Regions from separate parts of the Homo sapiens genome. Here regions 2 and 3 are each linked to region 1. The links are chromatin contacts, found by Hi-C or POLR2A ChIA-PET in ENCODE. All regions are on one chromosome and are shown on one strand. The core of a region is the stretch at or near the end of the contact, and the rest is flanking DNA. Distances in the headings are between cores, read along the strand shown. Region 1 has its middle 47 kb from the start of LINC01655. Region 2 has its middle 16 kb from the start of LINC02257. Region 3 holds the start of LINC02474 (long intergenic non-protein coding RNA 2474).

Region 1 (3,812 bases), core at 397-2,896:
CTCACAATGGACTGTCAGATTGGTTGTATATGTAATTTGTACATTTTTTTCTGTCCTTGTGTTTTATTTCCTTGACATCCATTTCAACTTACAAGCCCCATTGTATTTAAACTTGTTCAATAGATAAAAATCATTTATTTATTCAGTTTTTACTCTGTGTAAGACACTGTGGGAGATAAAAGATGGATTAAATATAAACTAACTCTGCCTTCAATGAGCTATTAGTACAGACCATTGTGTCCTCATTGGGCCACTTTACAGGGATAAAACCTATCTGAATGCTCTAAAGATTCAGGGGAGGGAGACATCATTTCTGAACCATTAATCATAAAGAGGCTTCAGAGTCCAGACCATAGATGAGTGGGTCTGGAAGATTAGGTAAACAGGAGTATCAGATATTGCAGCTGAATTTTTTTAAAGTTTCAATGATAATTAACATGAGACATGTTTAGAGAATATTCAAGGTCCACCATGGCCAGAATCTAGGATCCATATACGAGGATAGTGGGAGATGTGCTAGGAGCCACAAATGTGGCAAGAGAATGAGCTGTTTTCTATAGGTGAGTGGAAAGCTTATATGATGAGATTTTTCTTTACAACAATCAATTTACCCTTAGCAGGCAATTTGGGTTGAAAAGGGAAGCTCCAGGAGGGGTGGAAAGTATTTGGAAGACTACGCTAATAGTCTGGGATTACAGCAACAGGAGCTGAACTGGGGCACTAGGGTGAAATGGAAAGGAAACAGAGGGATGGAGAATCCCAGACATCACTCAGGATGAACCAACAGAACTTGGCAACTGATTCATTTTGTAGAGCATGTATTTGTATCATCTGTGTAAGGGCACCCATTAACTTCCCCAGCAAAAGTCCCTTTAGCCTAGCCTGTGATTACTGACAGGGCCTCAATTCAAGTCATCCTCTTCTCTCTCCACCAATATAATTGCATGTAATTAAAACTTGATGTAACGTGGTTAGCCCAGAGCAGATGGGTTATTTCCCTGCCACCAGCATGACATCAGAATTTGGTTATGATAGTTTGGAACTCCCCACAAAGGAATCAGGTTAAACATTCTGAACAATGGCATTGTTCCCTTGAGCCAGGAGACTACAGTCTCCTGTGTAGGAGAGCGTTTGAATTGGTAGGCATGTTGTTGGGGGGTGTGTATGTGTGTGTGTGTGTGTGTGTGTGTATGTGTAAAGGAAAGTTCAGTCACTTTTCTCAGGGGCAGGATAGAGCCAGTGCTCCAGCCTGGTACTTTCAGACATGGTTCCATGACAATTCCAATAGAAAGCAGCCTCTTTTCACTGCTTTTGAGCTCTCTCCCCAAGAGGCAAGATCCTTTCTGGATCAAGTTAACACTGGAAAGGAGGCTTTGGAAATAGGGCAAGAAGAGTAGTGAGAGAGAGGAAAAAAGGAGGAGAATAGAGGCTAAGGCAGGCAGGAGGAGGGATAGAGAACTAGAGAGGAAGAGATGAAAGGAAAAAGAGAAGAGGGAGAGAGCACAGAGGTGGGAAAGGCAGAAAATGCCGGCTTGATCGGTAGAGGAACTGATACAGGCTTGAAGTGGAGAGAAGCTGCCCAGGAAATGCCTGAGACCTTATGAATGACAAGTGGTCACAGTCTACCACCTCTGCTCATGTGATCTCACCCCCTTGCTTTTATTTTTATTTCTTCACCCTGACTGCTTTGATCTCTTCTTATTTCTCCCTCTTTCCCCATGCATTTTTCTTGTCTTATCTTCCTCCTTACCCATGATTTAGTCCTAGAAAATCCAGGCTCTTTCTGCTTGGTCTATGACTTGAGGTTTGGGCTAAAATTGCTGCTGAATACTGAGCCAATGACTGAGCCCAAAGAAACCTCCAAGTCCTAGTCTCCCTCCCTCCTCACCACATTGACCTTCTCCAAAGGCTGACTCTGCTCTGTGCAGCTTGAGTCACGTGGCTCAGAGGTAACCTTCCTGTCAGCAGAGCTGCCTTGGCCTTACCAAGTGTACACATGTGCACTCTCACCTGTCTCTGACGTCCAGGCAGCCCTAGGCATGGCTTTTCCCTTAGACATTCCAATATAGTCTCCCTTATTTCTATACCTTCTTCTGATATAGGGACTAATGCTCACAGTCTTTCAGGAAAAATAAATTGTTCTGCCACCTTCATGGATCAGGCCAGTGGGCAGAAGTTACGTGCCTCAGCCAGTGATGCCTGGGCTAGTGAGCAGCAGACTTGCAGACAGAGCATGTTCATCAATTTCATGTTCATTGCTAAGCCCATGTTTGTCCCACATAAAACGGACTCTTGTCAGATAATGTTAATGGGAGTGGGAGATAGGGAGGTTCATCCCAAGGAGAGCATGTGCTTTACTAATGGAAGCACCAATATACGCATGGCATGCATTTCTCTATTGGCCCATTCATTTGTCAAATAAACATCTACTGAGTATCTACCATGCACCAAAATATGTGTCGGACACACTGAATATAAAAATCAATTGACAGAGTTCCCCGCCTTCAAGAAATAACACAGTTTTATAGGATAGGCAGATGTGAAAACAAATTATTAAAACACAGTGGAGAAGAAAAGTGATGAATTATGAAGGCTAGATGATAGGTTAGCTCTTAGAGAAAGAGTGGCTTATTGCCTAGCATGAAGAAAGTGGACTCCAGGCAGAGAACATAACCTATAACATACCAGAAGATACAAGAGCCTGGGCTATTTACACGTGAAGGACAAACTTATTGTGGTTCTATCACAAGGGTATGTGTGTGGTTGATGGAAAATGTGTGTGGTTGATGGAGAAGAGGATAGAAATCTAGATAGGAACCAAGTTATGAAAGGCCTTGTATGCCGAATTCATTTGGGATTTGTACTGGAGACAATGGGTGTCACTGAAGAATTATGAAATATTAGATGATCACATAAGAAATCTCAAATCTGGAAATCACAACAGTCCAAGCAATGGAAATAGAAAATAAAGTAAGTTAGAGCATGAGTTGGTGATCTTTTTCTGTAAAGAGTCAGATAGTAAATATTCTAGGCTTCTTAGACCATTTGTTCCCTGTTATGACTATTCATCTCTGCCATTGTAGCATGAAGACAGCCAGAAGTAAGACATTTTTAAAAAGTGAGCATAGTTGTGTTCCAATAAAATTTTATTTATGAAAGCAGAGTGCAGGCTGGATTTGGTTTAAAGACCATAGTTTGCTGACTCCTGAGTAAGAAGAATGTGTAAGAATAGAAAAAAAAAAAAAGACTTATAGGTGTTTCCTTGTGCTGGTGAAGATGGCAGTACAGTGATTGAAGTTCTCCCCTGCACTAGGATGTGAGGTTATGCTATCATTTCATATGTAAGCCTGCCTTGCCAGGGCGAAAGGAACACATTTACTAGTGTTATGATCAAAGTTCCATGACCATGAAGCAGTCTGAAAACAATGGGCTGGAGTTGATTCAGGAAATAATTGAACTCATCAGCCAAAGCAATGGGACCAGCAACATGGTCTGCCCACAGAAAGAAACAAACTCAGATGAAAAACTGAGTTTCTAAAGAAGAGAGTTAAGGCTGCCACTCAATGACTGGGTCTTTTGCAAGCATTCGGAATGATATTTCTATACAGCCATGGTTTCTGAAAAGCATCTTTTTTGTTAAATTATTTTTTGTCTTTATTATAGAGATGGGGTTTTGTCGTGTTGCCCAGGTTGGTCTCAAACTCCTGGGCTCATGCAATCCACCCTCTTCAGCCTCCCAAAGTGATGGGATCACAGGCATGAGCCACCTCACCCAGCCTGAAAAGCACATCCCATAGTGCAGAGGAAACAGG
Region 2 (3,812 bases), core at 360-2,859, 200 kb before region 1:
TGACTCAGCTCAAATTTACATTTAAACTCACCTGAGACACCCATGCCACATGTCTCCACCAACTGATAAGGGGTAATTGAGCATGAGGGGCTTGTTAGAGACCAGATTGCTAGTGGAGTGGGCAGGGAGCATAGCAGGACATGAGTCCTAGGGAAATGGTCACAAATAGCCCTGAAGCATCCTCTTACCCATTTTCATTCCAGAAAAGCTGGCCTGGCCAGGCTGCAGAATCAGAGGTGCATATGGGCACACAGTGGCTCCCCTATCTGTGAGGTCTAATTCCATCTGGTAAATGTCCAAGGGGGTTTCCTTAGTGCAGAGCCACCTGTAGGGTGAATCAAGGTGACAGCAGAGCCCAGAGGAGGGGCCATGCCCTCGTCACTGCTGGCTGAGCCACTCTTGACCCAAGGTACTGTGACCCTTCTTGGTTCTGAGTCCCTCAGTCTCCTAAAATCTCTAGCAATTATCTTTTCTTTTCTTACTGCAGCCTCCACTCCTGTCCCTGGGCATGTCCTAAACACTGGCCATTGTAGTATTAATCGCACAAACCAAGCAAGTCTAATTTACAAAACAAGCCATTGCTTAGTGGAGGAGACTCGGCCAATGTGCACATCGCAGCATCAGTCCCTATTTTTCACAAACTAACCCAGTTAACCCAGTTAACTTCTCTCTGCCCATCCTGCTAACTAGATAATGGATACTCAGTGAGTGCAGCCCTAACTAAACATTAGATTGTTAGTCAGACTGGAATGTTCCTCCGTCACATACTTGAACAGTGTTTTCAGTTTGGGGTTATCCACATGATCCATTTCTCATTATCACGGACGACAAAGACCCAACTGTGTTCATCAGCATATGAACATTACTCACACACACTCATTTCATAAGCAAGAAAACACAGAGAAAGGAGAAAAAAAAAGATTAAAATAAGTGCAGTAAGGAGTGGGAGGCTTGGAGAATGAATCAAATAAGAGATTGTTATAACTGGAAGAGACCTTAAAGGGAAGTCTGTTCTTCTAAACCCATCATTTTATAGTTTCTTTGTTTTTGTAATAAAAAGACAAAGCAAATGAGGCTAAGCCAGAGATCTAGTAAGTGGCAGAGAAGGAACCAGAACTCTTCTGACTCTTCTAGGTTATCTAACTCTTAGTGAGCTGTGCATTAACCTTGTCGCCCGTCTAAGTAATGGGAGGAAGAATAGGTACTGGTTGAGAGTCAAGTTGAGAAGTGAGTTCTTTGATAGAGGTGAAGATGAGGCCAGTTACTTGGGTCTCAAACTGAACAGGAAACACCATCATTTCCATTTTCTGATCACTTTTAGAGTCAGTGCAACTCTAAAAGTCAGTGCAACTCTAGGAAGTGGGTGTACCATCTCACTCTTTCCACATCCTCTTGGCCTCCCTTTGGACTCCATGGGGCTGTAGGATGGTGCTGTGTTGATCTGCACCTCAGTGAAAACACCTCTCTGCCATCAACTTCCAGTTTGTCCCTACAGCTTTCCTGACTCCACAGTGGGCTACCTGGATTTAAGCCCTGCCTTCCCTGAGGTCTGCTGTGCTGGAAACTCTCCTGAGCATCATGACTCAAACCATGCAGCCTAAAAGGACCAGTATATGAGTCAGCTGATTCTCTTCCCCTTTCAGGCAAGCAGTTGATGTCTTAGAACCCTGTTCTTTTTCTAACTAGCATTAGAGGCCTGGTTAAGCGAGAACAGCTCTTTCTTCTGTTAAGAGGATATATATTCGGGAGGGTCCGGAGACATTTGAATCAAGACTCCCTAGTTCCTTCCCAAAGGAGATAAGAATCCCCATTGGGCCTTGAAGCTTTGAGGACCAGGTCTGTTTCTGAAGCATTCTTGTAAAAAGGTACAAACCTTCAGGTCTAGTTTAAATTCATTTCTATTATGTAGCCCCAAAGATCTTGGCTCAGGGGTTACTTTAGACCTCCCGATAGCTCTCAGAATTCCAAGCATATGCCCTATGGGCTTTCCTAGGTCTTCTCCATGTACTGAAATGTCAAAGACAGGGAAGCAAGAGCTTGGCTCATGTCCTCATCATCTCTCTTCTGGGCTACTGCTGTCATTTTTTCACTGGTCTCCTTTCCCCAGTATCATTTCATGAGTGCCTGCAAATGAGTAAATGAATGAACACAATCTCACTCTTTTCTAATTCATCCTTTCCACCAGGGGTCTCCAATCCCTGGGCCATGGACCAGTATCAGTCTATGGCCTGTTAGGAACCAGGCCTCACAGTAGCAGGTGAGAGACAGGCAATCAAGCAAAATTTCATCTGTATTTACAGCTGCTCCTCATCACTGGCATTACCACCTGAGCTCCACCTCCTGTGAGATCAGTGTTGGCATTGGATTCTAATAGAAGCATGAACCCTATTGTGAACTGTGCATGCAAGGGATCTAGGTTGTGTGCTCCTTATGAGACTGTAATGACTGAGGATCTGTCACTGTCTCCCATCACCCCTAGATGGGACCTTGTAGTGCAGAAAAACAGGCTCAGGGCTCCCACTGATTATACATTATGATGAGTTGTAAAATTATTTCATTATATATTACAAGGTAATAATAATAGAAATAAAGTGGACAATAAATGTAATACACTTCATTCATCCCTCCAATCCGGTCTGTGGAAAAATTGTCTTCCACAAACCTGTCCCTGATGTCGAAAATGTTGGGGACCACTGCTTTACACTGTTGTTAAAGAAGCAGCTTTAAAGGGCAAAAATCAAGTCAAGTTGCTCCCATTTCCATAGCTCCTCAGTCCCTAGAGCACAGCAGCCCAGAAGAGCATCTAGAACATTTGGAGTTACCTGTCTTCCAACCTTATGTCCTGAGACTGCCTGTGTCTGCCTTTACGTTGTGACCACTAGTGTAATCCAAACTCTCTGATTTTGTTCTTTTAGCTCCTTCTACTCGGAGAAACTTCCCCTTCACTAATGGGAGACATCTTTGTGATTGTTTAGGGTCCAGGTAAAATTTCACATCTCGAAGAGGGAATGCTATAGAATCCAATACACCTTGGCCTGATCACTGCCCCATCATGTGCTAACTCTGTGGACACAAGGGAATGTATTACTCTCTTCATGCCCAACTTTGCTTAGCTTTATATTGTGGAAAACAATATCTACCTCTTAAGATTAATGTAAGGATTGTTAAAAAATGAACTTAGGCATATTAACATTCTAATGAGTTTGAGCATTCAGCATTTCATGACCTGGGCAGCATTAGACCACAAGTGGTTTGGCACTCCACTGAAGGGGTGCGAAGGGGATACTTTTATACGGTGTTTGTGAAAGAAAGACAGAGGAAGCATTTGATTGGTTAAAATGGAAAGTCCCTAGTTAGAGATTAGTTGGTGGTTTCTGATTGGTAAAGTCCCTAGTTAGAAGCTACTTGGTGATTTCTGATAGGATAAGCTTAAGCTTTGTTTCACTGTTTACATTGAGTTGGGTTTTGGTTTGCTTAGGAAGAGACCCAGGGTGCTGGAGTTTCTGCAGCCTACTGGCCTCCTATTAAGCATTTTCATAGGATAAATACATTTATGTACATAAAGCAACTAGCTTTGTACTTGGCAAAATAGGTGAATAAGCCATTTAATTTTTTATCCCAATAAGCCATAGTTTCCTTTTTCTTCCTTTTTATTCTTTGAAGCCCTTTTCAAACTCTCAGTGGGGGTTAACTCTCCTCTGTGCTGCCATTCTCCAAGGAGCCATTTCTCTTGCTAGATGGTATGCTTCACAGGCCGGTACCTTGTCTTATCTTTTGTATTCCCAGTTCTAGCTCAGTCTCTAGCCCAAGGC
Region 3 (3,812 bases), core at 505-3,004, 170 kb before region 1:
GTTCTTGTGTGCTGGAGATGTGGCTGGGGTTTGTCTCACAGTGGAGGCAAGGAATTGCAACTTTTTTCTGTTATTGTACACCTTGAAAGTGAGGTTAATTAAGTCCTGTTGTGGGGTTTGAGGGCCAGATTCCAATTTTTGGAGTTTTATTTAATGTCAGGAGCAGATTGGGTAATAAAATGTATATTGAGAATAAGACGGCCTTTTGACCTTTTAGGGTCTAGGGCTGTAAAGCATCTCAGGGTTGCTGCCGAATGAGCCATGAACTGGGCTCGGTTTTTATATTTGATGAAAAAGAGCCTAAATGCTTCTGATTTGGGATAAAGAAAAAGGTGCATTAACCTTGACTATGCCTTTGGCTCCAGCCACCTTTTTAAGAGTAAATTGCTAGGCAGGTGGGGGAGGGGTAGTCACTGAATGAAACTGTAAGCCGGAGCAGGTGTGAGGAGGGGAGGTGATAAAAAGATTATAGGGTGGAAGAGCGGAGGCTGAGGAAGAATTAGGACCTAGTTCGGCCTGGCGAGGAGGGGAGAGGTCAGATGGGTCTGTAGAAAAGGAAGATTAGAAAGACTCAGCGACGCTTGGGGTTGGCACTGAGGGGACAGGCGGGAGGGAAAGAAGGAAGATTTGGGACGAGTTGCACTGGGCACAGAGACTAGGAAGGGACTGATGTGTTAAAGAATGCCTGGACATAAGGCACCTCAGACCATTTGCCCATTTTACGACAAGAATTATTTAGACCTTGTAGGATGGAAAAATTGAAAGCGCCATTTTCTGGCTATTTGTAACTACTGTCAAGTTTGTACTGGGGTCAAGTGGCATTGCGGAAGAAAATAAGATGCTTAGATTTTAGGTCAGGTGAGAGTTGAAGAGGTTTTAAGTTCTTAAGAATACAGGCTAAGGGAGAAGAAGGAGGAATGGAAGGTGGAAGGTTGCCCATAGTGAAGGAGGCAAGCCCAGAGAAAAGAGTAGAGACACAGAGAAGGGGTGGGGGGTTCTTGCTCTCCAGAAAAGCAGAGAAAGGGTTGGGGCACGGAAATAAGGGATTGGGACACAGAGATAAGAGGTCAGGGTGCAGAAATAAGGGATTGGGGCACAGAGATAAGAGGTCGGCGTGTGGAAAGAAGGGATTGGGCGTTCTTGCCCCTTAGAAAAGTGGGACTTACCGCTAAGGGTGAAGGAGAAGGGGTTGACGGGTACTTGCCCCTCCCCCAGAAAAGCGGGACTTGCTGCTAAGGGTGAAGGAGAAGGGGTTGAGGGGTTCTTGCCCCTGCCCCAGAAAATCAGAGAAGGGGTAGAGACATGGAGAGAAGGGGTTGGGGTACTTGCCCTTCCCCCAGAAAAGCGGGACTTGCCGCTAAGGGTGAAGGACTAAGGCAGGCGTCCCTGCATGGTCTGACACCTTTGAAACGTTGGTGAACAATCAGAGAGGTGTCCCTGCAATGATTAAACACTAAGGGAAGGCTGCCTTCCCAGTCCGTGACCGGCTCCGGAGTTTTGGGTCCACGGATAAAACGTGTCTCCTTTGTCTCTACCAGAAAATGAAAGGAATTGAAATTAACAGAAGGGAGAGATTGAAGTGTGGCACCAAGATTGAAAGGAGAAAGAGGTTGAGGGATAGTGAGGGAAGTTGGAGAAGAGAGTAAAAAGAGGCCGCTTACCAGATTTGAAATTGGTGAGATGTTTCTTGGGCTAGTCGGTCTGAGGACCTGAGGTCGTAGGTGGATCTTTCTCACGGAGCAAAGAGCAGGAGGACAGGGGATTGATTTCCTGAGGCAGGTCCCCCGATCCGAGTCACCACACCAAATTTCATGCACATCTGTGTGAAGAGACCACCAAACAGGCTTTGTGTGAGCAACATGGCTGTTTATTTCACCTGGGTGCAGGTGGGCTGAGTCCGAAAAGAGAGTCAATGAAGGGAGATAGGGGTGGGGCCGTTTTATAGGATTTGGGAAGGTAATGGAAAATTACAGTCAAAGGGGGTTTGTTCTCTGGTGGGCAGGGGCGGGGGAGTGGGGGCACAAGCTGCTCAGTGGGGGAGCTTCTGAGCCAGGAGAAGGAAATTCACAGCGTTAATCACTCAGTTAAGGTGGGGCAGGAACAAATCACAATGGTGGAATGTCATCAGTTAAGGTCGGGCAGGGTCTTTCACTTCTTTTGTGATTCTTCAGTTACTTCAGGCCATCTGGGCACAAGTCACAGGGGATGCGATGGCTTGGCTTGGGCTCAGAGGCCTGACAATAAGTTGTCTCATTGTAAAATAAGGTTAATAATAAATAATAATAATAATTCACATTGTAATTACAAGCATTCAATGAAATGGTGCATATAAAGCGCTTAGCACAGTGCTAGGTGCATGTGGCTAACACTCAATTAGTGGTAGAGATGATTAATAATATTGTTACCCTGAAAGTAACAGAACTAAACAGAAAACTGGGGGAACATTTTCAGGGCATTCATGCTTGTGATATCTCCTTCACTTGTGTAAAATATGAAGACGTTTCCTCTGTGTTCCTGAACTGTTGGGGTTTTGTTTTCTGTGCCCCAATAGGAATATTGCCTATTTCTCAGTGTTGTGCAGATTTTAAAAGATAACACAGGCAAAGAGCCTGACAAAGAATAGGTGCTCAGAACACATTATTTTATCCTTATTTCCTCATTGGATTTACCCTTTGAGCTGCCTGCTCAAATCATGGTGTTGACAAAATGAGTCAAACTCTGTAAAATATTTCAAGAGTTTTATTCTGAGCCAAATATGAGTTTCCATGGCCCATGAAAGAGCCGTAAGAGATCTTGAGAACCTGTGCCAAAGGTAGTCAGGCTACAGCTTGGTTTTATACATTTTAGGGAGACACAATACATTAGATGTCGATCTAATTTATTAATTAATATACATTAGATGTCGATCACTACTTTTAAGATGACATGGGTTGTGTCTGGAAAGGTGGACAAATCAAAGGTGTGGGGGGACTTCCAGGTCTTAGGTGGATTCAAAGATTTTCTGATTGGCAATTGGTTGAGTTTATCAAAAGGCCTGGAATCAATAGAAGGGAGTGACTGAGTTAAGATAAGGGGTTGAGGAGACCAAGGTTTTTATTATGCAGATGAAACCTCTAGGTAGCAGGCTTCAGAGATAATAGTAAATGTTTCTTATAAGACTTAAAAAGGTGCCAGACTCTTAATTCTCTCCTGGATCAGGAAAAAGACCTGGAAAGGGAAGGGGATTCTCTATAGAATGTGGATTTTTCCCACAAGAAACAACTTTGCAGGGTCATTTCAAAATATGTCAAAGAAATATATTTTGGGGTAAAATACTTCTATTTATTTCAGGGCCTGCCATCTGTCATGTTGATATCTTACTGCTACAAAGAGTCTGTTTTGTCAATCTTAAAGTTGCTGTTTGAATGTAAATACTGGTCAGATGTGCCTGAATTCCACAGGGAGGAAAGTGTAATGTGACATGCCTGACCACCTATTCCCATCATGGCCTGAACTAGTGTTTCAGGTTTAGTGTTTTAGAAGGCCCTTGGCTGAGAGAAGGGGGTCCATTCAGTTGGTTGAGGGACTTAGAATTTTGTTTTTGGTTTAATGATGGCAATTTGATTTTTTTTTTTTTTTTTTTTTTTTGAGACGGAGTCTCGCTCTGTCGCCCAGGCTGGAGTGCAGTGGCGCGATCTCGGCTCACTGCAAGCTCCGCCTCCCGGGTTCACGCCATTCTCCTGCCTCAGCCTCCCAAGTAGCTGGGACTACAGGCGCCCGCTACCACGCCCGGCTAATTTTTTTTTTGTATTTTTAGTAGAGATGGGGTTTCA

The links. A loop is a pair of places that touch in the nucleus more often than their neighbours do. ChIA-PET counts read pairs that join two places held with the same protein, here RNA polymerase II (POLR2A). Pooled maps may share reads with other maps.
Region 2: a loop to region 1 is called in a map with no recorded cell type, with 14 times the contacts of the local background. The contact joins two enhancer-like sites. A Hi-C loop is called at or near these places in 5 of 37 single-sample maps with no recorded cell type and 8 of 50 pooled maps. POLR2A ChIA-PET finds 5 or more read pairs at or near these places in 2 of 52 experiments (activated B cell and activated T-cell).
Region 3: a map with no recorded cell type shows a loop between it and region 1 (2.2-fold over the local background). The contact joins the promoter of LINC02474 here to the enhancer-like site in region 1. A Hi-C loop is called at or near these places in 1 of 37 single-sample maps with no recorded cell type and 6 of 50 pooled maps. POLR2A ChIA-PET finds 5 or more read pairs at or near these places in 1 of 52 experiments (WTC11).

Annotation. Positions count from the first base shown.
Region 1 is chr1:221,791,630-221,795,441 of GRCh38, reverse strand. No RefSeq gene overlaps it. Among named protein-coding and RNA genes, the nearest start is that of LINC01655, 47 kb to the left of the region's middle. Within about 2 kb of position 1,646, at least 3 of the 41 ENCODE cell types and tissues checked have a DNase peak (open chromatin) inside an H3K27ac peak, as active enhancers do.
Region 2 is chr1:221,992,133-221,995,944 of GRCh38, reverse strand. No RefSeq gene overlaps it. Among named protein-coding and RNA genes, the nearest start is that of LINC02257, 16 kb to the right of the region's middle. RefSeq lists an enhancer at 3,457-3,506. Within about 2 kb of position 1,609, at least 3 of the 41 ENCODE cell types and tissues checked have a DNase peak (open chromatin) inside an H3K27ac peak, as active enhancers do.
Region 3 is chr1:221,964,352-221,968,163 of GRCh38, reverse strand. LINC02474 (long intergenic non-protein coding RNA 2474) reads right to left here and starts at 1,754. Exons shown (of 3, transcript NR_149071.1): 1 at 1,662-1,754. All of the region lies in intron 1 of LINC02257 (long intergenic non-protein coding RNA 2257), which reads left to right. RefSeq lists an enhancer at 2,068-2,680.